3 separate regions of the Homo sapiens genome follow, and all the other regions are linked to region 3. The links are chromatin loops, found by intact Hi-C in ENCODE. Cell type or tissue: heart left ventricle. All regions are shown on one strand. Links, peaks and the distances in the headings refer to the core of each region. The heading gives the core; the rest is flanking DNA. Region 1 overlaps NAV1 (neuron navigator 1). Region 2 overlaps NAV1 (neuron navigator 1). Region 3 overlaps NAV1 (neuron navigator 1).

Region 1 (10,161 bases), core at 2,012-7,011, 140 kb after region 3:
TTTTTAAATTTCTTGTAGAGACGGGGGTCTTGCTATGTTGCCCAGGCTGATCTCAAACTCTTTGGCTGATGTGATTCTCCTGCCTTGGCCTCACAAAGTGTTGGGATTACAAGTGTGAGCCACCACTTCTGGCCAGGAATTTACGGTCCAAAGAGAATCGGATCCCAACCAGATCTGCCTGCCTGCAAAGCTTCTGCTTGTCAGGGCCACAGCATTCTGCCTTCGCAGGTCTTTCACATGTTACCTCATTCTACCCCTACAATAACACACTGAAATAGGGATCCATGCCCTCATTTTGCTGATGAGAAAACTGAGGCTCAGAGAAGTGGGGTGTTAGCCAAAGGGCCCCCAGGTGGTCATATCAGGCCCAGAACTCAAGCTCCTGGCATCCAATTCCAGATTCTGGGTTCTTCCTTACCTCTGATGTGGAGGGATCCTGCAGGCTTTCCTTGCTGTACCTGTGGCACTTGAAGCAGACATGTGGGGTACCCCACCAAGCAGTGTCTTGGGGATTGTGGTCTCGTATGCTTTTCTCTGGGCCCAGTTCCAACATCTCCCAGAAAGATACATCTCCCAGAAAGATACACCAGAAAAAAAATCGTGTTGGGTCAGTGGCACCTGTGGGACGAGTTAACGCCCCCTCTGCCATCCAGGCTGGGTCCCGGCGTCCGGACGCTCTTCGAGGGGCTGTTTCCTGAGGACAAATGTTTCCTGCTGCCGCGGATGCACAGGGGGAGCGTGACCAGGGGCAGCTAGCCCTGAGTCGCACCACCAGCTTGCTAAGCATGTCTGCACCCTCTGACGATCCGGTCACCTCTTCATTAGTCTGTAGCTTCCCCCACACATCCTCTCTTAGGACTTGACAAAAGGCCAGGATATTTCAATTGGGAGGCTCAGGCCACTCTAAATACTCATAACCACCCACTCTGGCAAAAACTATTTACTATGCGTGTTCCTGTGCATTACCTCACTGATTCACCCACCGTCCTAGGCTGTTATCATCCCTACTTTTCAGAAAAGGAAACTGATGCTCAGACAGATCCCGTGATCCAACAGCATCCAGGATCTGGACTGAGGTATTGGACTTCTGGTGACTCACTGGTTCCCTACTGACAGGCTCTGTAGGCAGGGCCTGCCCCACCCCTCCCTGCCTGCTCCCTTCCATCCACCAGGCCCAGGAGAGAGCACCAACCGCCTAGAAGTACCCTGCAAGCTAAAACAGAAAGAGATGCCACATTCTGCTCTCATACAGTCCTAGAATGACCTGCTTAATATTATATCTTAAGCTCCACTCAGAAGGAAGCTTGGAGCTTTCAGAAAGCAGTTTCAAAAGTGATCAGTCCTGCCGGGATCCTTTCAGACCATACAGTGTCCAAGGCAAAGGACCACTGCCCACCTGGGCCTGGCCCACTAACCCTGTCCTGCCCAGGGCTCAGGAGGCCCAGCTGCTGAGGGGTTGCTGTGATGGAGGAGTGAGTCATGGGGCCTGGAATCTGAAGCCTTCCAGACCTTCGCCCATCCCAGCCAACTTCACATCTGCCATCCAGATGTCTCCACTTCGGAAATGCTTTCTACCAACTAGGACCCAAGGTCGGGGGGCATACTTGACCTTAGAAAAATACCTTCAGGTTGGGTTTGGTGGCTCATGCCTGTAATTCCAGCACTTTTGGGGCTGAAAGGCCAGAGGATCACTTGAGCCCAGGAGTTCGAGACCAGCCTAGGCAACATAGTGAGACTTCCCAACCCAGCTGTCTCTACAAAAAAAAAAAAAAAAATTAGCCAGGCAAGGTGGTGTGTGCCTGTAGTCTCAGCTACTTAGGAGGCTAAGGTGGGAGAACCGCCTGAGCCCAGGAGTTCAAGGCTGCAGTGAGCTATGATGGTGCCGCTGCACTCCAGCCTGGGTGACAGAGCAAGACCTTGTCTCTAAAAAAACCGAAAAATAAATAGGAATAAATAAATAAAAAATACCTTCAGAACCTCCTTGGTCTCCTTGGTTGATTCTCAAACCTAAACCTAACTGGGTGCCTTTGTTCCAACCATTGATAGTCTCATGCTGTGACCAAGCTTACTGCCTAAGGGCCCTGAACATGGGGGATCTGATGGAGGAACAGAGCCCCAGCCTGCAGGGAGTTCCCAGGCTGATGGGCAAGGCACAGTTCCTAATCTCATGGAGGCCCCAGGCTGAGTAGGGAACACAGCCAAACACAGCCTTGTCCTTAACCAGATCCTACACTAATGGAAGAGACAGAACCCTGCCCCCAGGAAGCCTACTGCCTAATAGGGAAAAACTTCTGTATCTGTGGGGAGCTTCCAATGTCCAGAAAAAAAGGACTCAGAAGAAAAATCTAGAAACATGGATAATGGAAGTGAAGGAAACTAACTTTTATTGAATGTCTAGCATATGCCAGCTACTATACAGATTTAATCTTCTTTAATTCTCACAATTACCTCATTTACAGTCAAGGAAACTAAAGCACCCTGGTTAGTTACCCAGCTAGTAAGTAAGTAAGTAACAGAATCAGGATTTGAACTCAGATCTGTGCAGCTCCCACATCCTGTTTTTGCGTAACACCATGTGTGATGGGGCAGATTCGTTTACCTTCTTTTCCCACATCACCCTTTAGGCTGGGAGCTAGTTCTTGTTTCCTGTTGCAAATCACCATTCTCACAACACTAAAAATTACTACACTTAGGACTACTTCATTGACTGACAATATCCCACTGTCCCAGCAGCAAGAGGGACTGCCGACTCTGTCCCTTTAAAATGAAGAGAAGGACTCACAAAGGAGCTCCCATCCTCCACTAGCAAGGGGTCCCACCCACCACAGAGGCAAGCTGTGGTCAAGGCAGGGGCTTCTTGGGGTCTCATGGAGAAAAGGTTCAGAAATCAAAGCCCCACCCCAGGTTGGTCCCAAGCCAGTCACTGGATGAACACACTCCCTGGTACCTGTGGAAAGAGTAGCGACTGCTGCACGCCACTGGAAAGCCTGTGGTGGTGGCAAATGCAACGGAAATGCTGACTATGTTCCCTGAGCCCACTGTCTGCTTTGTGGCACCCAGGGCTGGCCTGGAATAGCAGCCTGGCCTTCCCGTCATTGTGCTGGAGCTCTGGGAGGTCTCGGCTCATGGCAAGGATCCACAGATCCCAAAGCCTTCTGTGGCTCCTCAGTCCCAGGGAAGGGGCTCTGCAGAGACAGGAGATAAAAATGCTGCCACGCAGCAACAGAGATGCACATCTGTACAAACATCAGTGTCTTTCCACGGGAACAGTGACTTGGGCATTGAAGGACTGGGAGACAGGATTTCATTAAATATCCTGTTTCTCAGGGCCTGCTGTGGGGCAAGAGCTCTGGCAAGGAACCTAGGGTCCATTGCCAATTCCAGCTCCTCCTCTGCTTCTCTCTGGCACCCCAAACACCCCGGATGCAGGGTCACTGGGCTCTTGCCTGTTGGTCACCACACCAGGATGGCCAAGGCTAGACCACTAGTAGTTTGGGATCTTCAATGGGGCAAGTTGTTCTGGCCTGGCAGGAGGGATATGCTGATGGTGGAGGGGAAGCTGGCGCTGGCTAAGGGGTCCATAACCCAAAGGGAAGAAGATTCCATAAGAAGCAGCAGCCAGGCTGAAAAATTATTGACCTTTTGCTCTTGCCATCAAATAGCATTCTAGCCTGTCCCATACTCTATCACCCAAGATCCTTAATGGGTTTTACATCCTGAAAAAAATGAAAGTTACATGAGAGAAAGCAAGAATCTTGGTTTTTGTTGAGGAGGGGTGTGGTTTATAGAAGATGGAACCTAAATCAAGAATAGGAGAGTTTTTTGATACCACCCAGCAAGGCAGAGGCAAACACAACACAGAGAGACAGATACGGTTCTGCTCTTCCCATCCTCTGAACTTCCTCGGCCGCCCTACCCTGCCTGGCTTCCCGCACAGTGCAGGACTGCCCCAGCCTGAGCCTCTCACCCCAACTTTCTTCCAGTCTGAGAAGGAGGGGACACGTGCCTGTGGGACCTGCTTCCTTAGCCCACAAGATGCAGAGCTGCGAGCTGCCTGCATAGGAGAGGAGGGCGTGGGGATCGGGCTGGGTTCTGCTGGGCAACTGCACCCTCTGGTGGCGGCAACAGGAAGATGCAAGGCCATGCAGACAAAGGCCGAACCAGATTCTTCCTCCTTCCCAGAATCCCTCTACACCGCCTTTATTAAGCACCTATTGGCGGATGGCACGGGGTTCTGTCCAAAGAGAAGTGGATGGACACTGCACTGTTCTTAAGGGCTGCTAAATGAAACCTGCACAGGAGAAAGGAGGCTAATCCTTCCACAGCTCTGGGCTAACAGGCCTTCCCTTTCCTCACACTCCAGCTTCAGCGATCAGTGCTTCAATGGACAATTTTGCTGCCCTCTGCCCACATGCATGGCACCTCGACCATCATCTCGGACAAAGCTTCTCACCTCCATCAAAACCCTGCTCCCAGTCGTAACTCTAAGGACCCTCAGCCTCCCCCAACCTACAAGAGACTTAAAAGCAGCAACTGTTGGAAGAGCACTGTTCCTGGTGGTTTATGTGCGAGTCTCCAGTGTCAGATCCTCCAAGGGTGTGCTTCTGGTCTCTCCAAATGGATGGGGAGCTTCTCAAGGGCAGGAAACATTTATTGAGCATCTATTTCATAGCCAGGCCCTTTATAACCACAATTCATGGTAGCCTCTCGGCAGGCCCGTAAGGACCATAAATAACCCCCAATTTACAGAGGGGAAACGGGCTCCAGAAGGCCAAGAGCTATCAACAACCCCTTTCCATATGCCTGGCGCTATGCTAAAGGTGTTATACGCGTTATCTCCTTCAATCCTTGTGAACAAGGTTATCCAATGAGCTAGGTTAAAATTATTCCCATTTTACAGATGAAGGTGTTGGGGCTCAGAAAACGATACCCCATAATATGGCCTTTTGACATGCTGAACTAAAGAAGCAGACTCAAGGTACCTCTGACTTCCCCCACCCCAACTCCTGCCTCTCAATCATCCATCTTTCTCAAAGCACAGGATGAGACTATTCTCTGGAATTCTCTTATCTCCCTAGAAGCCAGACCCCAAAGAGGAACACAATTGCTTTTGATTCCTTCCCTGAAGTTTTATTAACCATAGAAGATTAAAATTCATATCACAGAGGAAGAGACTGAAAATTAAACACCACACCTGTGCCGGGCGCGGTGGCTCACGCCTGTAATCCCAGCACTTTGGGAGGCCGAGGCGGGTGGATCACGAGGTCAGGAGTTCAAGACCAGCCTGACCAACGTGGTGAGACCCCGTCTCTACCAAAAATACAAAAATTAGCCAGCGTGGTGGTGTGCGCCTGTAATCCCAGCTACTCAGGAGGCTGAGACAGGAGAATCGCTTGAACCCGCGAGGCAGATGTTGCAGTGAGCCGAGATTGTGCCACTGCACTCCAGCCTGGGCGACAGAGCAAGATTCCATCTCAAAACAAACAAACAAAAAACACCACACCTAGATCCCAGACAAATTTTGTCCCAAACCAGTGTTCGTTCTTTGGTTCCATTCAATTCCCAAAGAGAATGATTTACTAACCATTATCTGAGCACTGGGCTCATTCATTTCCCCGAAAAATCACTGCCTACTCTTCAAAATGGCCATATGGCCCGCATTTCCCCTTCCCCTATGTAGAAGGGTATATAAGCCTCTGGACCTCACTGGGTTATGGAGTGACCATTCTCCTGTGATTCCCATGAGCTTATGCACGTTAAATAAGTTTATCTGCCTTTTATCTACATATCGTCAGTTTATTTTCAGTGAAGTTTCAGAGGGTGGTGGGAAAGCTTTCCCTTGGCTCCTACAAAGCACGAAAACATTGAGGGGATAAATAATATGCACGAAGTCGCACAGCTAGGAAGAGGCAGCAGGATAGAAACCCAGTTCTGTTTCACCCTTATTCTTATCCCTGGTTTCTGTTTTTGTTTTTTGGAGTCCAGGCCTCCTCCTTTCTGCCCCTCCAAGCCCCTTGCGCAGGGTTCCATGCACAGCTCAGTCACCGCCCAGCACATAGATGGCTTCCTTTCCGCAGCCCCTGAGGAGTCCTTTCGTCCTTCTACAGCCAACTCCAGAAACTACATAGAGTGCTTTCTTCCTGTCTCTCTTCATCCCTTCCACTCCTATTGGAACAAAACCACGTTTGACATTTCTCAGCATTATTACATTAAACAGGCTGGATCTCAGCCAGCTATTTCTGGGCTTTAATTACTTGTTCTATCTAGCCTAAGTGGTGTGGGCAAGCCGGTCCTCAGTTAACCCACCTGAAAACTGGGAAGATCAGGAACTATCTCCTAGAATTTGATTACCAGCCAAGGACGGTGCTAATTTGGAGGTGGTAGTTAAGTGTTTTGGGGAGGCTGGGTGGTTTCTGACTTTAATTCTCTCTAAGACTAGCCCAGGGGAACCTCTGGGGCCACAGTGCAGCTTTGTAAGTGATCTCCCCATGGGGAGTAAATGTCCTGGAATCAAGCCCTAAGGCAGGCCCCTAATTCCTTGCATGTGTGATTGGGCACACAAGCCTCAGGACACGTCTGAAGGCTGTCCTGTGGGCTGTGCTGAAGGACATTGGACAAGCACATCCCCCAACCCTTTGTCTTTCTTCCAGAATCTCTTGCATTGTTTCACAAAAGGAGCAGCACAGAAGTTGAAATTCACCCAGGCACCTCAGAGGGCATTGGGCTCCTGCCTCAGGTACTAATTGCAATCCAATCTGGCTGAATGATTGGGGCTGAAATGTGGCATTTCACCATCACAGTTGGTGCCGTGGGAATGCATAGAAATCTTCAACTTGACACCAAACTGGACTTCCCTAGGGCTTCCTAAGAGAAACAGTAGATCATTTTCATCTCAGCCCCCTCCAAGCCTTAAGTGGGGGCCCTGTGGTCTGGCAGGATCATGGAGTCAGGGTTCCCGGGACCCTGGCTGACTCATCTTCCTCCTTTGCACCAGAGACGAGTCTACTGGTCTGAGCTTTTGCCTGAGATATTTGCCCGTAGAATTAAGCCCCTGTTTTTACAGGGGGAACACTAATGATTTTCTAGGGCTCTCCATTGAGAGGTCACTTGAGACCCGTTTTCCACACAGGCATTTGGAGGATGGTGCTCTTTGCTGGTGAGGAGAGGGGCATTTCTCCAGAGAGGGCCCCAAGGACTGGTGGCAAGCCTCTATGGAGGGGGCAGGGCTGGTCCTTAGACCTCTGCTGCTGGCCCAGGTTGGACTAAGGTTGGGGCTAGGACAGCAGAGGGGAAGAGTCCAAGTATTTTTCTCCCCTTGCCTGGAAGGCCCCCCAGTTCCCTCCCCTCCAACCCAGTCTTTGCCTGACTTAATTCCTGCAAGCCCAGGAGGAGGAATTCACCTCCCAAGAGGCCCTTCCTGCCCCTCCAGGGGTTACAGTCCCTCCACTGTCCCCCCACTGTCCTGAGCTATTACAACTGGGGTGTAATCACTGGTTTGCTTACCAGACCTTTTTTTTTTTTTCTTTTTTGAGACAGGGTCTTCCTCTGTCCCCCAGGCTGGAGTGCAGTGGTGCGATCTCAGCTCATTGCAACCTCTGCCTCCCAGGTTCAAGAAAGTCTCCTGCCTCAGCCTCCCGAGTAGCTGGGACTACAGACACCCACCACCATGCCCGACTAATTTTTTTATTTTTATTTTTTGTAGAGATGGGGACTCTGTATGTTGTCCAGGGTGGTCTCAAACTCCTGGGCTCAAACAATCTACCCACCTTGGCCTTCTAAAGTGACAGGCATGAGCCACTGCTCCAGGTCTCAGACTATTTTTTATAAAAGAGCGTTATACTGTTTGTCCTTAGCACCTAGGACAGTCCTAAGCTGTGGCTAATATCTAGTGAATGAATGAATGGATCAGTGAATTAATGAATGTGGCATTTTCAATCCCCACTTTCGGACCTGAAATCCTAAGTCTCCCAACTCAAATACCTCTTGGGCCTTTTCCACAGACTGTTCTCTTGGGGTTCCAGATAGGCCGACCTCAAGTAGTACCCCAGAAGCTGTTATTAAATCTGCCCCGCCCCCCGCCCCCCATCTCCCTTCACAGCACCTTTGCTCCAGCACCCGGGAACCCATCTGGCTCCCGAATCCCCACTGCCCCTCCCTTTTCTGGCCTCTCTTTCGGAAACACCTTTTTCCTGCCTCCATTAGGCCGCTGTGTTTCCTGCACAGGAAGAGGGCCTTTTGATTCCAGGGTGCTATTTATAGCAGCCCTCCCTCCTTCTGAGCCTCACTAAGGTAGGGGTGATGGCGCAGGGGATGGGGATAGAAGATGCTTGGGACTTTCCAGGGTCCCGGCCACCAGGAGAAGAGGGCTGAGTTCCCAAATGAGGGATGGAACCTAGAGGAAGCTTCTGATCCCCAGACTGGCTTACCCTCCTGACTTCCCCATATCTGTTAGTAGCTCCACAGCTCTCCCAGGCCCCCAGACTCAAAACCTCAGAGCTTCAGAGTCAAGGAGTTGTGGGATTTACATCTAGGGAAGACATTACAGATCATTTTGTAGATGAGGAAACTGAGATCCAGAGAGGAGAAGAGATTTGAACGAGGTCACATAGAATGTTAAAAGTAGGTCTCTGGCCAAAATCTCCCCTGATTCTTGCCTTACCTGCAACAATGACAAAGGATTGCCTCATTCAATCTTGTGGCAGGTGGCATGTTATGGGTTGAATTGTGTCACCAAAAAAGATAATTGAAGTACTAATTCCCAGTGTCTCCGAATGTGACCTTATTTGGAAATAGGGTCATTGAAGAAGTAATTAGTGAAGATGAGGTCATACTGGAGTAGAGTGAGCTCCTAATCTGGTATGACTGCTGTATTTATAAGGAGAGGGAAATTTGGACATAGACATACACAGAGGGAAGAGGATGTGAAGGCCACAGGGAGGAGATGGCCATGCAGCGGTGAAGGCAGAAATCGGAGTGATGTGTCTCTACACCAAGGGATGACAAGGATTGTCGGAAAGCACCGGACACTAGAAGAGGCAAGGAAAAATTCTCCACTAATTTCAGAGGGAGTATGACCCTGCCAACACCTCGATTTCAGACTTCTACCCTCCAGAACTGACACTATAGATTTCTGTTTCATTAAGCCACCCACTTAGTGGTACTTTGTTATGGCAGCCCTAGCAAACTGATCATTTGATGGATAAGGACTCTAAGACTGAGACAGGTTAAATGAGTTACCCAGGTTATATGCCAAAAGGTGCAGGAGGGACTCAACTTTCAGTCCAGTGCTCTTCCAAAAAGACTGCACGACTTTTGGATTCTGCTCTCTGTTGTGTCCCTCCCATGTTCCACAGTCATCCAGTCCTGTTCGGTTTTCCTTTGTAAAAAGTCTCTCCCACGGCTCTTCCTTTCCTTCCCCAGCAGGGCCGCCCTAGCCCAGACTTTGCATGTCAGGAACGTGACAGTACATCTGCTGGCCCAACTCTCCCTCTTCCAAGCCATTAGTTGGTCCCACACCTCTTTATGGAATGCCCACTGCTTGCTAGGTTCTGTGCTATGTGCTGGCTTCCCATCGGTGAACAGAACAGACGTGGTCCCTGCCATTAGGGCCGTCCTGCTGGTAAAACAGCTTCATCATGTCACTTCTTGGCTCCGGGTCACCAGTGTCTCCCCACCACAGGCTCCAGTCTTGCACGTGGACCTGTGTTTCCCACATGCAGGGCCAGACACCCCTGTCTGTCAACACGTGTCAGCTCAATTCAGATTAAAGAATAACATTCTGTCTTATGGGGAAACCAGGGGCCCCTCTACAAATGATCTGAACTTCCCAGCTCCAGGAGATAAAGGCAGCTCCAGTCCATGGAGGGAAGAAAAGGCATTATGGTCTTTTACAGCAAGACACAGAAATGGGGAAGTTGTCTGGGAACAAAGAAGGTGACACTGAACACTTTAAACATCCACTAAGGACCGACCAGCTTAACTCTCAAAACCCTGGCAGATACTCTATTGATGCTGGATAGATGTGAATCCTACCGCAATGAAAGGAATCTCAAGTTTCCTCCCATAAACAAACTGTGGCACATTCATACGTCAGAAATTAAAAGAAGCAAAATACATCATTCAACATGGATGAATCTCAAAAACATTATGCTGAGCTAAGAA
Region 2 (10,161 bases), core at 2,249-7,248, 53 kb after region 3:
TCCTGCTTCCTTCAGGAGGCCCAGTCCCCAGAAGCAGCAGTGTGGGGGAAGGTGTGGGAGGTGATGTCTGCCTCCTATAGGAGGGAACCTGCCCACGCAGGGCCAGTGAGCTGGGCCTGGCCCCCCCTACCTCCCCACCCGGCCCTTCCTGTGCATGAGAGAAAAGGCCGCAGGCTCTGGGACATCAAACACATCTGGGTAATCCAAACAGGGTGTGGGGGGAGGTCAGCCAGCGCAAATGAGAAACATGTGGCGTCCATTTCCCCTTGTTGGCTGGCTCAGGCTTTCCAGGCAGAGGGAGAAGGCTTTGGGCTTTGGGCTTTGGGCTTTGGGGAGGAGAGCTTCCTGGTTGGGCCAGGAGAAAGACCAGCCAGGTGCTGTGGGTCCCCGGTAGGGAGCCACTCTGAGATGCAGACAGTGGGGTCCAGGTGGAGAGCTGGACTCCACTGGGCCCGTGAGTCAGGGTGAACAGGTCAGACATCTCCTATCAGGTCTTGTTCCAAAAGAAGAGAAATGGAAGAAAAATGGAAGGAAGAGGCAAAAGCAGAAAAGACGAATGGAGCATAGATAGGTGTCTGACCCCAAATATAAGAAAGGGGATCCTGGGAAACGCAGGCTAGCTTCATCTGTAAGCATCCAGAGAGCAAATTCAGACCCACGGGTAGAAATTCTCAGAAGACAGAATCAAAGCTCAACAGAAGAAATATCTATCTAATAATGAGTGCTTTCCTGGAAAATAAGGTAGTGAGCCCTCTGTCACTAGGAGAGTGTAAACAGAACACCCACCTGCCTATGATGCTATAGTGGGATTAATTTTGGCTTGAGGTAGTGGCTCAACTAGACAATTTCCATTCTAGGATTCTATGAAATCTCAGGGAAGGGTGAGGGAGATGGAGCGCTCTGCAGAGAGAAAGGGACTTGGCTATCCAGGAAGACATTGCAGTGTGCTGCAGAGGTGGCTAAGCTGCAGTTATGGACCCTGAGGGCTCTGCTCAGCCTGCTCCATACAGCACTGGCTCTCCCTTGCACCACGTGGAGCAGCTTGCACCTTCACCCTCAGGGTCAGAGGCTGTGAGGTGCGGTATATGTGTGTGGAAGGATAGCTGCAGAGAAAGGCAAGATTGGAGGTCAGCAGAAGGGGAAGGATCTGGTGTTGGCAGCTTGTGATGGGGGTGGGTGGTAGGGGGTGGGAGGTAGGGGGTGGGCATTTGCAGCCACAGTATCAAATTGGGCAGAGAAAGTGGGAAGGGGTGAAACAAGAAGAAAGTGTCAGGAAACATCCCAGGACTCCAGGTGACTTGGTCCTGCTACCCATTCAATGCAGGTCTAGAAGGGGCCTGTGGCCTGGGGTTAGAGCCATCAGTGATGGATGGTAAAGGGTATCTCCCTGGGTTGGCTTAAGGTTCAGGGAGCCAGAGTAGCTCTGGGTACTTCTCCTCCATCTGTACCTTCTCCCCAGGGCAGAGGAACTGCCCCTAGGACCTACTTATTCATCCATGCGGTACTCTCAGAGGCAGAGCCATGGGCTGTGAGTCAAAGCCAACAGCTTTTGACTGCAGCAGTCAGAACAAGGCAATGCCCAAAGGAGAGGAACATGACCTGGGTGGGGGCCCAAGCCTAGCCTTGGAAGAAAACTTTCTGGACACGGTGAGAAAAGAAATATTATTGGTACCAACCTGGAGGAAGGCAGGAGGCCTCACAGCTCCAAGGTTTTGTGCCAGTGCCTTCTCTACACACATACACACAAACCTGCAGGCTGCTGCACCTTGCCACAGCCCTTCCTCCTGCCTGTGATTCCACAAGCATCCTCCATCACTACTGCTGCTGCCCAGAGGAAGGGCAGGAGTGAGCTTTGTCCTCACTCTCCTGCTAGGCCTCAGGGAATCTGAGGGTGCTGGATAAGTTTCCACATATCACCTATCTGTTCTGGGTGGCAGTTCTTTGGAGAATTCTCTACCCACCCCAGCCCCACAATGCACTGAATAAAAAGGAAAACGAAGTATTTGTGAACACATTTCTTTCTCCTGCTACTCAAAGTATCCCAGAGCACATTCACTGGAGCGACCCCCTTGCACTGCCCCTCCCCCCCAAAAAATTCACATCAATCAACTGGCTTAGAAATGAATAGCTTCCTGCCTTTCTTCCTCATTTCTACTTGGCCTGCACTTCAGAAGGCCTAACTGTTGTCATGACAACCGCTTGTGTGGGTCCAGACACCTTTGAGATGAAGAGGGACTAGGAAGTCCAGGTTCCTGGGTTCTTTTACTCCCTGACCTTGGGCAGTCTTAGCTGTCTCACTTTGCCCCCTTTTCCTGGAGGACAGAAGGAAGGAACATGAACACCTGGAGTGTCAAAAGACTAGTTTTGCTTTGAGATCCTCAGGTCCAGGGAAGATGAGGTAGGAAGATTTGGGGTGTTACTATAGTACAGACAGTCCCCGACTTGTGATTGTTCGGCTTCTGCTTTTTTGGCATTATGATCACATGAAAGTAATACATTTGGTAGAAACTATACTTCTAGTACCCATACAACCATTCTGTTTTTCACTTTTAGTATAGTATTCAATAAATTCCATGAAATATGCAACTTTATTATGAAATAGGCTTTATATTAGATGATTTTGCTTAACTGTAGGTGAATATAAGTGTTCTGAGCACGTTTAAGGTAGGCTAGGCTGAGCTGTGACGTTCGGTACGTGAGGTGTATTCAATGCATTTTTGACTTACAATATTTTCAACTTACAATGGTCTTAACGGGACATAACCCCATCATAAATTGAGGTGCATCTGTATTCTATTGCGCTGTATTAATACAGGCTCTCTTTAAGCCACTTGGAACATTTTCCAGGTCTGATCACCTTAATCTACACCCCCTTCCCATCCCTAGGGGGTAAGGATGAGCCATGGGAGGGTCTCTTCCATTCACAAATGAGGAAACTGAGTCCCAGAGGGGGTCACAGAGCTTAGGACTTCTACACAGAGAACTCAGGAATGCAGCCTCCAGCTTAGCCCCCAGACCCAGGCCAAGGGCCTTGTGGCCTTTCTTCCGGAGCCAAACTGCCTGATGTGAGTATCGGGCCAGGGTCCAGAGGCATCTAATTCCTGGAATTAGCCCATTTGCCCTCGGTACTCACTCCTCAGTCTTCCAAGTTGCTAGGGTTCCCCAGTGGGGCCCTAGTTATTTGGCAGCTTCCAAGGTTAGCGAAGGGACAGGGAGCCTGCCTAGACCATCTGGGACCCCAGCTGATTTCTGGGAAGGGGATGATCAGGTTTCAGTCCTTCCCTCTTATTACAGAAAGGCTCTGACTTGAAGCTGCCTCACTCCCACCCCCTCCCTCCGCCTCAGAAATTGATTCTTGGCAGCCTCTTGGATCTAGGATGGTACTATGGAGTGAACATAACTGGACACTGAGCCCCACTGAGGTGGGGACAAATGCCCAGTGTCTTCAATCACAATCCTGAAACATCAAGTCACCATTCTTCTCCCCAGAGGCCACCCTGCTGTACACTGAGGGCCTGTCTGATACCTGAACACCACCATCATTGGCTCTGGAAGACGAATTCCCTCTGTAGTTCCTCTCCCTCTACCCCTCCCCCAGGCAGTCTACCCTCTGCCCTTCACACAGGGAAAAGCTTAGTTTGGAGGTCACCAACTCCCCTCCTTTCCTCCCTACCACTGTTTGACACCAGGCTCTGCCTTGCTACAGCCTGAACCAACTCCCCACCCCCCAACTTTGGGTCCTCTCAGCTGGAGACAGGCAGATTTGGGAGTTTCCACCCTTCTCTCCCCACCCCAGAGAGCTAAGCCCCTCAGCCCTCTGTAGGGTCATCGAGGCAGTTCTGGTGGCCCATACCCAGTAGACATAGCCTTGGGCAGGTCCCTCTGCCTGCTGACTCTTCCTCTCTCAATCAGGTCTCCTAGGAAGAGCTGCGACTTAGTCCTCAGGAGATCAATGTGGAATCTCCCTTCCACCATGAACTCATAGATGCCTTTAAGGCCCTCAATGCTTTTGACTCTGCATTTCCCCAACTGGGAAGTGGAGGTGTTCTCTCCTCACTTCCGAGGTTACTGAAAGTGTCAGTGTGCTTTGAGAAGTGACAACTGCTAAGCAGGAATAAGGGACCACAGCTCAGCTTCTCCTCCTCTCTCGCCCTCCCTGCACCTGCCCTCCTCCCCACTCCTGCCCCTCCTCCCATCTCCCTAGCCAGCTCAGACCTGTTTGGCTCCTCTTGAGGAGCAACTAAGAGGGCTTCAATGGGCAGTCAGCTTCTGGGACAGTGTGAGGGCATCCAGGTCTGGAGAGGACCCAGACCAGCTAAGTTATCCCCAACAAGTAAAGCCTTGACCCTGAAAAGGGTTCTGTGCCTTCTGCTATTCTGTGCCCCGATACTCCCTTGCCCTCCCTCGCCAAGTCCCTCTCTCAGTCTGACACACACACACACACACACACACACACACACACACACGGTCCCTTCCTCTCTCACCCTGCTTTCAGTCCCTCAGCAGGGCTCTCTATCACATGGGCCAGTTGCATTTTGTCCATATCCCTCCTTGGTGCCTGCCATGGTGCCTGCCAAAAATTTATTAATTTTTTCCCTTATTGTCTCTCTTGCCCCATTCACTGAGGCAGGGCCTTTGACAGGCTCAGCCCCACACTGAGGACCGGGTGGCACATTCCCTTTGCAGAGTGAGGCTGCCTGGTCAGCTTCCGCACCCACCCAGCCATCCCCACCTTCAGGAGGGGCTCCCAGGGGAAAAGGCTGCTCTTCTTTTGCCCTTGTCCAGTCTCCTGATTGCCCCTGCAAAGCCCATTTGCGGCCTCCTGCGTAAGGATCGGTTCTCCAAAGGCCCAAATCCTTGCCCCTGTCAGAGGACCCTCATCCTAGCCCACACAGGAGTCGAGGGTTCCTAGGAAGACTGCAGCAGGCCGAACCGGTCTCCTCCGGCTTCGCATTCTCCAGGGCCGCCCGGCGAGCTCTTGCATGTTCCCCACCCGCCAAGCCCGTCACTCGGCCCCGCCCTTTCACACGCGCATTGGCACGCCCCTTCCCAGCCCCCAGCGGGCGGGCAGCCTGCCGGGTACCCAGGAAGCTCGGGTCCCTCGGCGCCGGAGGACCCACAACCCAGCCACCGCAACAAGTCCGCGCAGCCAAAGCAGCTCGCCTGGGCACCAGGCCCCACCGTCCTTGTTCCGTGGCCCCAAGAGGGCCCGTGCCAGTTCCCGAGGCATGGCCGCCTGGCGTCCGGCACATCCCAGATCTATTCCTCTCTGAGGGCAGGGGCTCTCCGGGGAGAGAAAGAGCAGTTCCGGGGCCCGCTTCGGGTTTTTTTGCATAGACTCTTCAGGCACGGAGAACAATGGAACAGCTCTGCGCGCTTCCTCCACTCGAGCAAGCTTTGTTCCTCCCTTCCCGCCTGCTCGGCTTCCATTAGCCACAGGGCAAAGGCTTCCCGGTCAAACAGGAGTCTCGGCGCTAACGCCCAGAGCTTTCGACACGCCCTAAAAGACCTGCGGGTGTAGGGGTTGGGGCCAGAGCCGGGGCTGAGGTATCGGACATGCGCCCAGATGCGCACAGCTGGCAGCCCGCCCGCCCCCGGCCCTAGACGCTTCTTTTAGCCAGAATCCTCACACCGCGGGGAAATCCGACTTGCGCTCCCACTCGGGATCCACAGAGGAAGTGGAGCCTCAGCTGTGTTCCGGGGCCAATCAGCCCTCACATCTGCTCTCCCACATCTGTCCTCTAGATCCGGGCTCTCGCTGGACGCTCCCCTTGCAATGCGGGATGCTCCTGTCAAGCGCAGGCCACACCACAACGGAGGTTTCCACCAGTCCCAGGTTTTGCCATATTGGGATTCTGGCTCTATTTCTGAGAGCCTGTAACCCCCTCACCCCCCATCCCATTGTCCAGCCTCACCTCGGGCAGGCCAGAGTCGAGCCCGGGTTCCCGCCTGTAATGTCTTTAAGAAGGTACACTTGAGCCATGCGCATCTGGAGGTGGGCCAGCTCAGCACATCTGGGCGCAATGCCCATCACAGCCTGATCGTGAACAGGAGGGCCCTCCGGGAAGGCGCAAGGGGAGGGGGCTTCGCTTTCCCCACACCTTCCCCAGCAGCTGGTTAGGAGAAAGCCAGGGGCGGGGCGGGGCGGGGCGGCAGGACTTACCCAGCATCTGGCTGAAGAGCAGCTGCTCCAGGTCTCCCAGCACGGTCACCACCAGCTCGGGGTCCACCTTGAGGAAGGCGCGCTCCTCCTGGCCCTTGGCAGAGGGGACAGGCCCAGAGCTCTTTTGCGCCTTGGCCTTGCTGGAGAGCAGCTCGTCGTCCGATTTGCCATCTTCGCTCACGGCCGCTTCAGGCGCCTTGCTGAGCGGCTTGACCTCCGCATAGGGTCCTCGAGGGATCCGGCTCGGCTTTCCCAGGTTGGGCGCGAGCGGAGCCAGGGGGGTCTTGGCGCCGCCCGCCGGGCTGCCCTTGGCCTGGAAGAGCGAGTGCTCCGACTTGGACAGCGTCTTGGACATCAGCGGAGCTTCACGGCCCTTGGACCCCACCTTGCCTAAGCCTTTGGGCGCCTTGGCCATATCGTCGCTCCATTCGGGCTCATAAAGCTGCAGCTTTTTCTCGGAGTCCGTGAGAAAAGAGAGGTTGGTGAGTGACTTCTGCTTGCGCAGGTTGGAGGCGGGCGGCCCGCCGGGGACACGGCTGTCCACGCTGCCGGACTTGAAGACCTTCAGCTCAGCCGCGCTGGCCTTGGCCATGCCGCCGCCGCCGCCGGGCGCCTTGGCGCGCTTGGGCAGCATGCCTCTGCCGTCCGCCGCTGCCGCCTTCCTGCCGGCGCCCCGCGGTTCGTCCGCGCCCTCGTCGCCGCCGCCGCTGCTCAGCTCCACCTCGGGCTGCACGCTCTTGACGCTGCTGCCCAGCATTCTGCCCGCGAGGAGCGCATGGACGATCCGCGCGTCTGCAGGCACGGGGGGAGGGGGCAGGGGGCGGGAGCGCAGGAGGAGGAGGCGGGGGAGGAGGAGGGGGAGAGAGAGGACGGAAGAAACCGAGGAAGAAGGGGAGAGAAGGGGGAGAGAGCGAGGGAGGAGGGAGAGAGGCAAGCCGAGGGCGCAGGGGAAAGAAACGCGAGGAAGGAAGCCGGGAAAAAGGAAAGAGCAGGGAAGCCGGGGAGCGATAGGGCGGGGTCGGAGGAAAAGGGGCGGGGCGGCGGGGAAAATACAAATTAAAATTTAAAAATCAGTCAAAGGAAGGATGGAAGCCCCGCGGCTCCTCCGGCGCCCAGCGGTGCTTTTGCTTTGGTGTCCGGATCCCAGCCCGCGGCCTGCCTGCCTGTCAGTCCCGTGGACACCGCACTGCCGGGCAGCGCCCCGGCCGCACTCAGCCAGCCAGCCAGCCCGAGTCGAGGCTGCAGGCTGCAGCTCCGAGCAGAGGAAGGAGGGAAGGGGAAGGCGGGGAGCAAACAGGAGGAGGGGAGCGAGTGTGCGCACGGGGAGGGAGGTGGGGGAGAGATAGTGTGTCTATTTCTGGCTCGGGAGGGGGAGGTATCTGCGAGCGGAGCTCCAGGGGCGGATGAGTGGGGGGTAGGGGGAAATAAAGGAAAAGCAGTTTTTCTCCCAGCTTTCCGCGTAGAAGCGGGGCGGGTTCTTGGATTCTCGGAGGGCACGGGGACCCCCTGCCGTGTCCAGGATAAAGATCTGTTGAGGAGGTGTGGAGGTGCAGGTAAAAGAGACGGAGGGAGGGCGGCTCAGAATGCGGGAGGGAAAGTGGGCCCGTGGGCCTGAGAGAGATGTCGGGAGAGGGGTGGAGGAATGGTATCCAGGGTGCTCATTCCCCTCCCCCAACCCCAAACCGTCTTTGGTTTTCCCCCAGGAAACTCCCAGTCCCGCCCTACTTCAGTCTCTGAGGCTCAAGGTTGCCCTCCTGAGCCCAGGAGGTAGGGGATGGGGGTAGGACACGGGTGGCTTGGAGAGAAGGGGCCTAGCGTTGACTGGGGAGGGGGCTGAGGGCTTTGTAGGGGAAGGAGTAACTCTTGAGATCAGGAAACTGGGTTTCTATTCCAATTAGCAATGTGACCTTGTCAAAGTCATTGAACCCCTCTGGTTCTGTTTTCTTTTATAGTGGTTATAATACCAGCTTCACAGGTAGAAGGGCTTTGGAACTGTAAAGGCCTGTGTCAAACCTAGGGAATCAAGAGGAGGCTTTGCACTGGGTCCCTTGCCTGCCAGAGTTAAGCAGAGCAGCAGAGTGCTTTTAAAAGATGTTTCCCAAGCCCTTCTTCCTTTCCTCCTAACTGGACCCAGGGGACAGGGATGAGGTGGAGGGGGAACAAGAGCCAGATGGAGTAGTCTGCAGTTTGCCTAGGACTGTACCTCAGTAGAGGGGACACTGCCCATCCTCAAATGGCCTCCCAAGTCACAGCCAGGTTGCCTGAGCAAAAGGCTCTCAGGAGAAAGTGGAGGGGAATTCTCTGAAAGCAAAGCTTGCTCCAGGAGGGGTAGGCCCAGGTGGAGCCACACTCTAGGGATTATAAAGCCCTAAGAACTTTTTGCCAGAATGTCTAACCATCAGATTATCTCCCCACCCCAAACCCAACCTCCATCTCTCTAGCTCCTTTCCTCCCTTTCTCCTAGAATCTGAAGAACGCTGTGTGTGAGTCTCATGGTTCACACACTCTCCTAACACTAATCATCACCTGCTGCCTGGTGTGAAATGTATTTGTGTCTCTATCTGTCTCCCCCGCCAGCGCAGGATCTCTCCGGGTGTAGAACTGTGTCACTCAGCACCTTGCATGGAGCAGGTGTTGCAACTCTGTTGGTTAAATGGATTTGGAGGCCTGAGCACTGTACGCTGGGTTTGTACCCTGCATGACTCTTGGGTTCTGGTGTTATCTCAGGACTCTCTGCCTTCCAGATTGAGATGCCATAAAATCTGCCGTGACAGGGATCATAGCAGAAAGGATAAGTGGCACGAGAATATAGAGTTCTCAAGCAGAGAAGTGTTTGGTAAGAAGCATGGACTCTTGGCTGTCTTGGAGACATAGAAAAAAAGGTGGCGATTCTGTCCTTGAGGAACTCTGGACTCTTGTATTTCCTGTCTGGCAGGGAATACAAGGTAGACAATACAAGACTTGGGAAAATAATAATCCTGTCCCTGTGAAAAAAGCAATGTCACACACATCAACACATTCATCTCAGGTAGACGGACATGGGTGTATATATTCCAATTATAAGAATAACAAGAGGAGTGGAGGACAGGTTTACAAGAGGATTCTGTACCATCTGCAATGCACAATGCAGATTGGCTTCAGAGGCTTATGTCGAGCATTAGGAAACTCAGGGGTGGAACTAGGGTTCGTGGTTCCAGATAGGAAATGACAAGCAGTGAAGAACTGGTTAAAGGAATGTGAGTGGTATCATGCCAGAACTTGGCCAAGGCACAGAGAGTGCCCAAAGGATGAGGCCAATCATGGGACTTTCTTTTCTGGGCACACACGAAGTACCCATGCTTATGTCCAAACATGAGGTCCCAGCTCAAGCAAGGGATCAAGCCCCATCTTTGGTGCCAAATCTTTGAGTAAGCATGACCATGCTCTTCCTACCCCATCCTTCAGGGTACTTGTAATGAAGTCACAAGCCATCACTTCTACAGTCCTCATCCTTACTCATTGGTCATTCTCTAATTTATACAAGATGCCCCTAATTCAATCACATGAGAACCACACCTTTCCTAAAAATAGCAATTTGAGAATCCGACAACACCTATTCTCTGACTTACCAGGTTACAGTTGCTCTTACTTGCTGTCTCTATATCCTCTTTCTGCATGTAAATTCATCTTCTCCTTAGCAGACAAAGGGAAATTCACTGGCTACCATCCTGGCTGAGAAAGCTTATTTTCACTGTGACACATTCCACCCAGTGTATTCTGCTGTGAGCAAAACCTGGTGCCCTCTCCCATGGTTTAATTTGGTCCCTCATCTCTGACACCCATGTCTGTAGGTTAGTCCCTCTCAAATCCTTTTATTTTATTTTATTTTATTATTATTATAATTTAAGTTTTAGGGTACATGTGCACAAGGTGCAGGTTTGTTACATACATATACATGTGCCATGTTGGTGTGCTGCACCCATTAACTGGTCATTTAGCATTAGGTATATCTCCTAATG
Region 3 (10,161 bases), core at 2,535-7,534:
GGTTTTGAGCGATTCTCCCACCTTAGCCTCCTGAGTAGCTGGGACTACAGGCATGCCCCATCACGCCTGGCTAATTTTTGCATTTTTAGTAGAGACGGGGTTTTGCCATGTTGCCCAAGCTGGTCTCGAACTTCTGAGCTCAAGCTATCCTTCTGACTCAGCCCCCCAAAGTGCTGGGATTACAGGTGTGTGCCATCGTGCCTGGCTAATGGCTTGTTTTATTGGCTAAGTTGAGATGCCCTGGAGGCTGCCTCCATGTGTCTCTGTCAAATGTTTTGCTCTGGGTGTGGGACAGGCCTGGGGACAAAACAGAGCCCAGACATGGCAAAGATGCAGAGGGAGTCTTGGTAGCCCATCCCCTTCCTCAATACCCCTAAGTGGAGGACGTGCTCAGAATACTCCCATCTTACGTGGCACCTTTGTGCAAATTAGAACAAGGTACTCTCCAGTCCAACCCACCTCTAGCCAGGTCCTAGTAGAGTACAGCGTTCTCCTTCACATGATACCAGCCAGGATGCCACCCTCCAAAACTTACTCTGGGGGCCTGGGAGTGCGTGCTGTCTTAGCTCCTACAGAACAGGGTCCAGCTGCAAGAGTGAAGTGTGTGTATGTGTGTGTGTGTGTGTGTGTGTGCGCGCAAGTAGGGTTTGAGGGGGGAAGGGGGCAGGTAGGGCTCCTAGCAGGCCCCAGGGCGACACCAAGGTCTATGGGGAGGAGCTCATGATGTTATCCTGGGCTGCCCTCCAAGCCTTTCCCTGAAAATGGAGCAACTGGGGAGAGAATGTGTGTGCTACTCAGGCTCAGAACAGATGCAAGTCTCTCCCAACCCAGCCATCACCACGGCAATTCACAGTTACCACAAACAGCAGCATAGTCCCAGCATGCACTGGGGCATCTGCAGAGTAGGATGGTGTTTCTTTCTACACACTGTTGGCTCTTATGCAAGACCACAGAGAGAGCATACTGTCCATGTCAAGGGTCTTTGGGAAAGGACTAGCAATCAAATACACTTGACAGACAGGTGCATGCACACACAAATCAAATAATGCCCAGCTACTCAATGTTCACCACGAGGCATTTTCCATGTTATTTAATTTGAGCCAGGGGACTGATCACAAGTCTTTTTGACTCCAAAGCCCTTGTTCTTTCCACTACAATATGGTGTTTCAAAATACATGCACATGCCTCCAGATATACACACCTACTTGTGGTCTAGCCTGTAGTTTGTGGAAACCCTCATAAAACTCTGCAATTCTGCAGACATATGCATAGAGAGATTTCTGTGGACACATCTCCCATTGTATGGGGAGGAAGCAAGAAGACTAAAACGTTGCTAGAGGAAGAGAAGTAATTTAAGGGACAGCCCAGGGTGCACTGTGAGGATGATGTAAAAAGGGTCTTTCTCTCTGTTCCAGTGTCAGAACAGGGGAAACAGGCTTCCCCAGGAGGGCAGGACTACGAAATTGCTCATCAAGAGATTGGGACCCTAGGGCAAAACTGACAGTGATGTAGTGGCAAGAACATAGTCCTTAGATTCAGAAAGACCTGTGCTTCAGGTCCTGGTACTGCCCCCTTCCCAGCTTGTTTGAACAAGTCATCTCACCTCACTGCAGTTTCCCGCTCTGGGAAATGGGCATGATACCCACTTGGTGGGGTTGCTGTGAGGCTTAAAGAGCTAATTCACAAACATGCTTATAGTACGGTGCCTGGAACAGAGTAGGTGCTCTATAAATGGTGGCTCTTATCTGTCAGAAGGCACAAAGAGGTGGGTGAACAACGGGTGCACCCTCGGGCTGGCACTGAGGCTGGCCCCTTGTCTCTCATTTGCTGATGGGCGTGGTGCACACCCCTGGAGGGTGCAGCTCAACGGACCTGACATTCTCTTCCGGAACCTTGCTTTGGCTAGGTGAGACCCTCACTCATACCTGGAGTTAGGGGTGGATGAGGTAGTAACAAAACCTTGTTTCTGTGTCATCAGGCCTGACTACCACTCTCTCACTGCTGTGAGGCAATACAATATCTTCAATCCCGTTCTCTTGGGGCCAATCTTAGCTGTGGAGTATCGTGAACCTCAGGGGTCCCCTCTGGCCTGCAGTCTAAAATCTGATGTAGTAATAGGTGGAGAGCCTTCAACCGAGGGTAATAACCCCCCAAAATTCAGAGACGTTCAGGAAGAAGGAGACTCATGGGAATCCATCACCCGGCAGTCAAATTTCCCCAAGTTCTATAAAATTTTAATTATTGGCTGACAATTAAGTAAACTGAATAACTGTTGAAATCTTAATTATTTCCACCAGTGTTTCAAATCCCACATTAGTGGTTTGGCTCAGGGCAGAGGCCACAGAGGACTGCATTTGCACCTGACTTCTAGACTGGCTTCTGCTGTGAGTGGCTGGATGAGGTGGGAACCAACAGAAGGAACGGAAGTGAGCCAAAGAAAGAATGTTTTCAAGTCATGGCACTTCAGAACTTGAAAGGATCTCATTTTGTACACGGCGGTTTCAGGGTGGTGGTGGGGGAACAACAATCCCTCAGGTCCAGAGGGGAGGGGCCTGCCCAGTGTCACCAGGTTGTGAATGGCATGGTAGCTATCACTCTTGGCCCAGGGATCTTTAGACCAGCACTCCATGCTGTGGGCTGGGGATGAAACACACAGAGATGTATCACCAGAAGAGGTGAACTGCAATGTAAATTAATCATGTGGGATGGTTTGGGACTGGGTCCCAAATCCAGGCTAGGCTAAATGATCTGGAAACAAGAAGGATTAAGCAACATAAGCAACACAACACACAGACACACACACACACACACACACACACCCCTTCTTAATAACTCCCAAAAAGAGAGAGAGAAAAATATCTTTCCTGACCCTGTTAGATCCCTAGGGTGAAGCCCAGGTCAGTGGGAGTTTATCTGCACATCTCACAACCAGCATTTGTTGATGATCGTCTGGTGCTTACAATGAGTCAAACGTCTTTGGGAATCATTTTTATTCCTCTCTTCCACTCAAGGACACAAACCTTCAAACTCCAGCCAGGGAGAGCATTGCAGGCCCACCTCAGTGCACTCCTTGGTCTAACGATAAACTCCAGGTCTCTACCCACTGCTCAGAGCTGGACTAGGAGGGTTCTGCTGGTTCTTGCATCCAGTGACCTTGCACTGATTCACTGCAAAGGCTCCATCCTACAGTGTGGCTGGGGGCAGGTATGGAAAACTGACAGATAACCCAGCAAGCAAATCCCCTCTGCCTTCAGGTAGAGCACAGTAACTGTCCCTACAGTGACTCCATCCCCTCTCTCTATCCTTTTCTTCGCCATCTGATGACCCGAGAAGCTCTAAAACAGATGCTGGCAGGCCCCCACACCAGAGGCACCCCATTTCCATGGAGGATGCAGGCAGGGGACTATTTGTTCTCTTACTAATCCTATCTTTCCCTCGTTCCCCCACTTAAGTCACAATATTGTCAGAGGCAGTTGTCACCGAACCCCCGCAGCATGGCAAATCTCATGCTTCTCGTAGTTGAGTGCTCCTGCTCCCCAGGGGAGCTCCCAGGGTTTTCATCCTTACCCCAGAGAATCCGGAACCATCTCAATCAGCGAGTGGGCTGAACTGGAGCCCAGCGCTCAATGGCACTCCTGTTGTTTGCTGCATGGGGACACATACCCAGAAAGAGCCAGGACTAAAGGACTAATGTGTTGGCCACATGGGTGTGTGAGGCAAGGAAAGAAAAACTAGGAAATAGAAGCAAATCTGGGGCCAGAGAGAGGAGCATGCACGGCCATCTCAGCCTGGAACTGCCAGGCAGGTATCTTTCCAGATCACCTACGGTTTTGATTTTCACTGAGTGAGATGGCTTGGATTAGGGACCCTCGGTAATGCATCTCCACTGGGCACTGGGCTAAGAGGAATCGTAAAGCAGGGCATGCCGGGTGGACAACTTAGAACACGTAAAGAGGGTGAGGGGCAGTAGCTTATGCCTGTAATCACAACACTTTGGGAGGTAGAGATGGGAGGATACCTCGAGCCCAGGAGTTCAAGACCAGCCTGGGCAACACAGCAAGAGCCCATCACTATAAAAAATAATAATTTTTAGAGTTCTAGCTTGGGGGCACACATGACTTAGCTGTGGGAGCTAGGGTGAATTACTTCCCCTCTTTGGGCCTCAGTTTCCCTATCTACAAATATGGGAGTGGGAGTAGAGGATACCCAAGCCCCTACCCAGCTTTGACAGTCTGGTTCTATGGTTTTGTACTTGGCTGAAGCCCATAAAAGCATCTTTTCTCTCAGAGTATGCTAAAAAGGCAGATACCAGGGTGTCACCCCCCAGAGCTTCTGATTCAACAGGATGGAGATGGGGCCTCATCTTTGCAAACCCCCACAGTGGAGGGTGTGCTACATAAGGCCACATTTTGGAAAATCCTTACATCTCATTGCATACCACCAGTATTGGATGTCCATTACAAAACCAGGGCTTGACTTCCTGATGCCAAGTGGCTACGCAAAGTGTCCCTGGCCTTCAGAACAAATCTACTCTTCAGGCACAAGTCTGTTCTCAGGAAAAGCCGCCTCCTTCATCTCCAGGCTTGGGATAAGAGAAGTCACCTAGCCACCTCAGCCTTGCAGCAAGAGAACCCAGCCCCAGTCCAGCCCCCGCCAGGCTCTCTGGGGGCTTGTTGCTGAGAATGGCCACAAGGGGGCGTTGCCGGTCCTCAGCCGGCTGTGGCCTTGCTGCGACTGCAGCGCAGCGAGGTGGACAGCGTCTCGCTCAGGCTCGGGAGCCACCGCCCAGGTCTCTCTCCCTCAGTCTCCTGCTTAGCACAGCTCCTTTCCTCCCAGGACTCTGCACTCCTAGGGCTGACATCTTTCCCGCAACCCTAGGCCTCGTGGCCAGGCTGGGAGAACAGCCTGAGTTTGCAGTATCTATGACGGGGAGCCCACCCGGTTCTTGGGGAGAGGGAGCAGGGCCTGGCTTCTGGGATTAACCAACCAGCCTTCGGCACCAGGGAGGTTCTGGGGACCCACAAGCCCCACTTGGCAAGCTCTGATTCAGGGCCAAAGTTTCCAAGAGGCTCCAGCTGGCCTTTCTGCTCCAGTCCCCTGGGGAAATATTAAATAGATCAGGGTTCAGATCTGTGCTCTGAGGCCTCACCTCTGCTCCTCCGCAGTGTTCTTGAGGCTGGGAGCTGCCTGATGAGCTGGGAGGACAGTCACCCCACCCCCTCCACCACACCCAGGCTGACCCTTTCTGGGGAGTGGCAGCCTCTCTCTGCAGCGAGCTGAGGGCAGGCAGTGACCACAGGGCAGCCCCACGCGGATGGCTAGTTCAGGCCACAGCCTGTCACAGGACAGCTCAGCCCTGCTCAGCCGTGTGCAAAAGTGCAGCCTTTGGCAGCAAACTTGGGCCGGGGAGACGAGCTTAAAGTTCCAGGAGAAAGCAATACCTCCACAGCCACTAATATTTAGCAACAAGATCACGTTAGGAAAGGACTTGCCAAGGTCAAGGGTGGTCCATGCGGAGGACTGTGGGACCAGGAGAGGGTGCCTGGCCTCGAGCCCTGTTTGGAAGGAGTGCTAGTTTGCTATCCTGACTTCTCCACCTCAGGAGAAACACCTCCCTGCCCCATTTCCTTGTGAATGTTAGATTATAGGATCAGAATGATAGGTTATAGGATCAGATAGCAGACTCTCGAACATATTCTGTCTTCTCTCATTTAAAGACTTGGACTTCCGGGCTGGGCTCAGAGGGCTGGCCTCCTGCAGAAGGTGGCCTGCCTGTCTCAGCCTGGAGACGTGGCCCTCTGTTCCCCAACAGGCCTTGACTTTCCTGCCCAGTGAACCTCAAGGTTTACTGAAAATGTTTTCCATTAGTGATCCTGCCCAGACCCTTCATGTGACACCCTGCTCCAAAGAAGTCACTGCTGCTGGGAGCTGGGAGTGGTTGTTATGGCAACAGTTTACACAGCAGAGAGAACCATCTGCAGGCAAATGGGGACGGGAGTGGGGAGGGGCTGAGTCCAGGTGTGGATGACAATTGGAGGAGGCCCTGGGGGATTTCTGGTTGTGACACTAGTAAGATTAGTATTGGCTAACTCTTCTACAGGGCTGGGTACCAGGCACTATTCTAGCAGCTTTATGTATATTAGCCCATTTAATCTTCAGGACAACTCTTTGAGAGAGCCCAGTTATTATCCCCATTTTACAGTTGAGAAAAACGGAAGCCTGGGGAGGTTGAGTAAGCTGTCCAAGGACATATAACAGCAAATGGCAAAGCCAGAATTCAAATCCAGATAGTCTGACTCTAGAGCGCATAGTCCAATATTGTCGCCACTAGTCAGAATGGGGAGAGAGAGAGAGAGAGAGAGAGAGAGAGAGAGAGAGAGAGAGAGAGAGAGAGAGAGAGAATTCACATACCAAAATTCACCCTTTTAAAATGTACAGTTCATTTGGGAGCCGACGCTGGTGGATCACTTGAGGTCAGGAATTCAAGACCAGCCTGACCAACATGATGAAACCCCATCTCTACTAAAAATACAAAATGAGCTTGGCATGGTGGTGCACTCCTGTAACCCCAGCTACCTACTTGGGAGGCTGAGGCAGGAAAATCGCTTGAACCTGGGAGGCAGGGGTTGCAGTGAGCTGAGATCGCACCATTGCACTCCAGCCTGGGCAACAAGAGTGAAACTCCATCTCAAAAATAATAATAAAAAAAACAAATAAAATGTACAGTTCAATTGTTTTTAGTATATTTGCACAGTTGTACAACCATCATCACTATCTAATCCAGACTATTTTTATCATTCCAATAAGAAGCCCTGTGGCCATTAGCAGTCACTCCCTGTTCTCCCCTTGCTCCAACTCCTGGCAACCACCAATCTACTTTCTGTCTCTGTGAGTTTGCCTATTCTAGACATTTCATAGAAATGTAATCATGCAATATGTGGCCTTTTGCATCTGGCTTCTTCCACTTAGCACAACGTTCTCAAGGTTCCTCCATGTTGTAGCAAGCATCACTACTTCATTCCTCTTCAGGGCTGAATGATATTCCATTGTATGGATATACCACATTTAGTTTATCTATTCATTTCATAGGCATTTGGGTCATCTCAACTTTTGGCCTAGTATGAATAATGCTGCTATGAAATTCACGTCCATGCCTTTATATGGATGCATGTTTTCATTTCTTTTGAATGTATGCCTATGAGTACAATACTGGGTCCCATGGTAATTTTATAGTTAACATTTTGAGGAACTGCCAGACTGTTTTCCAAAGTGGCTGCTCCATTTCTCATTCCCATCAGCAGTATATGAGAGTTCCAATTTCTCCATATCTTCACTGACACTTGTCATTGTCTCTTTTTGATAGCCATCCAGTGGGTATGAAGTGGTATCTCACTGTAGGTGTCATCTACATTTCCCTAGTGCCTAATGATATTGAGCATCTTTTAGATTTAAGTTAACTAAAATTAATGAAGTTTCAAATTCAGTTGTTGGGTTGCACTAGCCACATTTCAAGTGTTCAATAGCCACATCATTACACCAGCTCGTAGCTACTGCAGCACAGATATAGAAGTTTCCACCACCTTGGAGCACTCTTAGAGCCACTGGAGTTGGTCTGTGCTAATATTACTGGCTCTTTTTCTTTTTCTTTTTTTATTTTTTTTATTATACTTTAAGTTCTAGGGTACATGTGCACAATGTGCAGGTTTGTTACATAGGTATACATGTGCTATGTTGGTTTGTTGCACCCATTAACTTGTCATTTACATTAGGTATTTCTCCTAATGCTATCCCTCCCCCAGCTCCCCACCCCCACAACAGGCCCCCATGTGTGATGTTCCCCACCCTGTGTCCAAGTGTTCTCATTGTTCAATTCCCACCTATGAGTGAGAACATGCAGTGTTTGGTTTTCTGTCCTTGTGATAGTTTGCTCAGAATGATGGTTTCCAGCTTCATCCATGACCCTGCAAAGGACATGAACTCATCCTTTTTTATGGCTGCATAGTATTCCATGGTGTACAAGTGCCACATTTTCTTTTCTTTCTTTTTTTTTTTTTTTTTTTTTTTGAGACAGAGTCTCACTCTGTCCCCAGGCTGGAGTGCAGTGGCAGGATCTCGGCTCACTACAAGCTCTGCCTCCCGGGTTCACATCATTCTCCTGCCTCAGCCTCCCGAGTAGCTGGGACTACAGGCGCCTGCCACCACGCCTGGCTAATTTTTTGTATTTTTATTAGAGACGGGGTTTCACCATGTTAGCCAGGATGGTCTCGATCTCCTGACCTCGTGATCCACCCGCCTCGGCCTCCCAAAGTGCTGGGATTACAGGCGTGAGCCATTGCGCCCGGCAATGTGCTACATTTTCTTAATCCAGTCTATCATTGATGGACATTTGGGTTGGTTCCAAGTCTTTGCTATTGTGAATAGTGCCACAATAAACATATGTGTGCATGTGTCTTTATAGTAGCATGATTTATAATCCTTTGGGTATATACTTAGTAATGGAATCGCTGGGTCAAATGGTATTTCTCGTTCTAGATCCTTGGAATTGCCACACTATCTTCCACAATGGCTGAACTAGTTTACACTCCCACCAACAGTGTAAAAGCGTTCCTATTTCTCCACATCCTCTCCAGCACCTGTTGTTTCCTGACTTTTTAATGATCGCCATTCTAACTGCCGTGAGATGGTATCTCGTTGTGGTTTTGATTTGCATTTCTCTGATGACCCAGTGATGATGAGCATTTTTTCATGTGTCTGTTGGGTGCATAAATGTCTTCTTTCGAGAAGTGTCTGTTCATATCCTTTGCCCACTTTTGATGGGGTTGTTTGTTTATTCTTGTAAATTTAAATTCTTTGTAGATTCTGGATATTAGCCCTTTGTCAGATGGGTAGATTGCAAAAATTTTCTCCCTTTCTGTAGGTTGCCTGTTCACTCTGATGGTGGTTTCTTTTGCTGTGCAGAAGCTCTTTAGCTTAATTAGATCCCATTTGTCTATTTTGGCTTTTGTTGCCATTGCTTTTGGTGTTTTAGTCATGAAGTTCTTGCCCATGCCTATGTCCTGAATGGTATTGCCTAGGTTTTCTTCTAGGGTTTTTATGGTTTTAGGTCTAACATGTAAGTCTTTAATCCATCTTGAATTAATTTTTGTATAAGGTGTAAGGAAGGGATCCAGTTTCAGCTTTCTACATATGGCTAGCCAGTTTTCCCAGCATCATTTATTACACAGGGAATCCTTTCCCCATTTCTTGTTTTTGTCACATTTGTCAAAGATCAGGTGGTTGTAGATGTGTGGTGTTATTTTTGAGGCCTCTGTTCTGTTCCATTGGTCTACATCTCTGTTTTGGTACCAGCACCATGCTGTTTTGGTTACTGTAGCCTTGTAGTATGGTTTGAAGTCAGGTAGCATGATGCCTCCAGCTTTGTTCTTTTGGCTTAGGATTGTCTTGGCAATGTGGGCTCTTTTTTGGTTCTATATGAACTTTAAAGTAGTTTTTTCCAATTCTGCGAAGAAAGTCATTGGTAGCTTGGTGGGGATGGCATTGAATCTATAAATTACCTTGGGCAGTATGGCCATTTTCAGGATATTGATTCTTCCTATCCATGAGCATGGAATGTTCTTCCATTTGTTTGTATCCTCTTTTATTTCATTGAGCAGTGGTTTGTAGTTCTCCTTGAAGAGGTCCTTCACATCCCTTGTAAGTTGGATTCCTAGGTATTTTATTCTCTTTGAAGCAATTGTGAATGGGAGTTCACTCATGATTTGGCTCTCTGTTTGTCTGTTATTGGTGTATAGGAATGCTTGTGATTTTTGCACATTGATTTTGTATCCTGAGACTTTGCTGAAGTTGCTTATCAGCTTAAGGAGATTTTGGGCTGAGATGATGGGGTTTTCTAAATATACAATCATGTCATCTGCAAACAGGGGCAATTTGACTTCCTCTTTTCCTAATTGAATACCCTTTATTTATTTCTCTTGCCTGATTGCCCTGGCCAGAACTTCCAACACTATGTTGAATAGGAGCGGTGAGAGAGGGCATCCCTGTCTTGTGCCATCACTGGCTCTTCTTCTATAAAGTGTTTGCCTTTGGCGCACTTTCAAGTTCATTTTACAGAGCGGGCCCGTCTTCAGGTTTCTGGGGCCCTGCCACTGAGGCCCAGAATGA

The links. Hi-C counts contacts between places; a loop is a spot of excess contacts. Peaks named below come from ENCODE experiments on the same cell type or tissue, not always from the same donor. Only the 100,000 strongest peaks of a DNase experiment are listed, where the experiment ranks them.
Region 1: it touches region 3 in a loop (11-fold over the local background); 105 of 110 quality-filtered maps call a loop at or near these places.
Region 2: it touches region 3 in a loop (3-fold over the local background); 38 of 110 quality-filtered maps call a loop at or near these places.

Annotation. Positions count from the first base shown.
Region 1 is chr1:201,553,786-201,563,946 of GRCh38, reverse strand. All of the region lies in intron 1 of NAV1 (neuron navigator 1), which reads right to left. Among named protein-coding and RNA genes, the nearest start is that of NAV1, 20 kb to the right of the region's middle. In heart left ventricle, for the core only: a CTCF peak has its summit at 4,127 (motif pointing left); a DNase peak (open chromatin) is centred at 4,076; H3K27ac peaks cover 798 bases.
Region 2 is chr1:201,645,428-201,655,588 of GRCh38, reverse strand. NAV1 (neuron navigator 1) reads right to left here. Exons shown (of 34, transcript NM_001389617.1): 5 at 6,164-6,955. It overlaps LOC124904482 (a long non-coding RNA gene), which reads left to right and starts at 7,605. Exons shown (of 2, transcript XR_007066789.1): 1 at 7,605-10,161. In heart left ventricle, for the core only: no CTCF peak of the experiment used is centred there; DNase peaks (open chromatin) are centred at 5,008, 5,538, 5,988, 6,928 and 1 weaker place; H3K4me3 peaks cover 3,625 bases; H3K27ac peaks cover 2,681 bases.
Region 3 is chr1:201,698,913-201,709,073 of GRCh38, reverse strand. All of the region lies in intron 5 of NAV1 (neuron navigator 1), which reads right to left. All of the region lies in intron 2 of IPO9-AS1 (IPO9 antisense RNA 1), which reads left to right. Among named protein-coding and RNA genes, the nearest start is that of MIR5191, 16 kb to the left of the region's middle. RefSeq lists an enhancer at 5,140-5,712. In heart left ventricle, for the core only: CTCF peaks have their summits at 4,491 and 4,692 (motif pointing right); DNase peaks (open chromatin) are centred at 4,703 and 5,283; H3K27ac peaks cover 1,021 bases.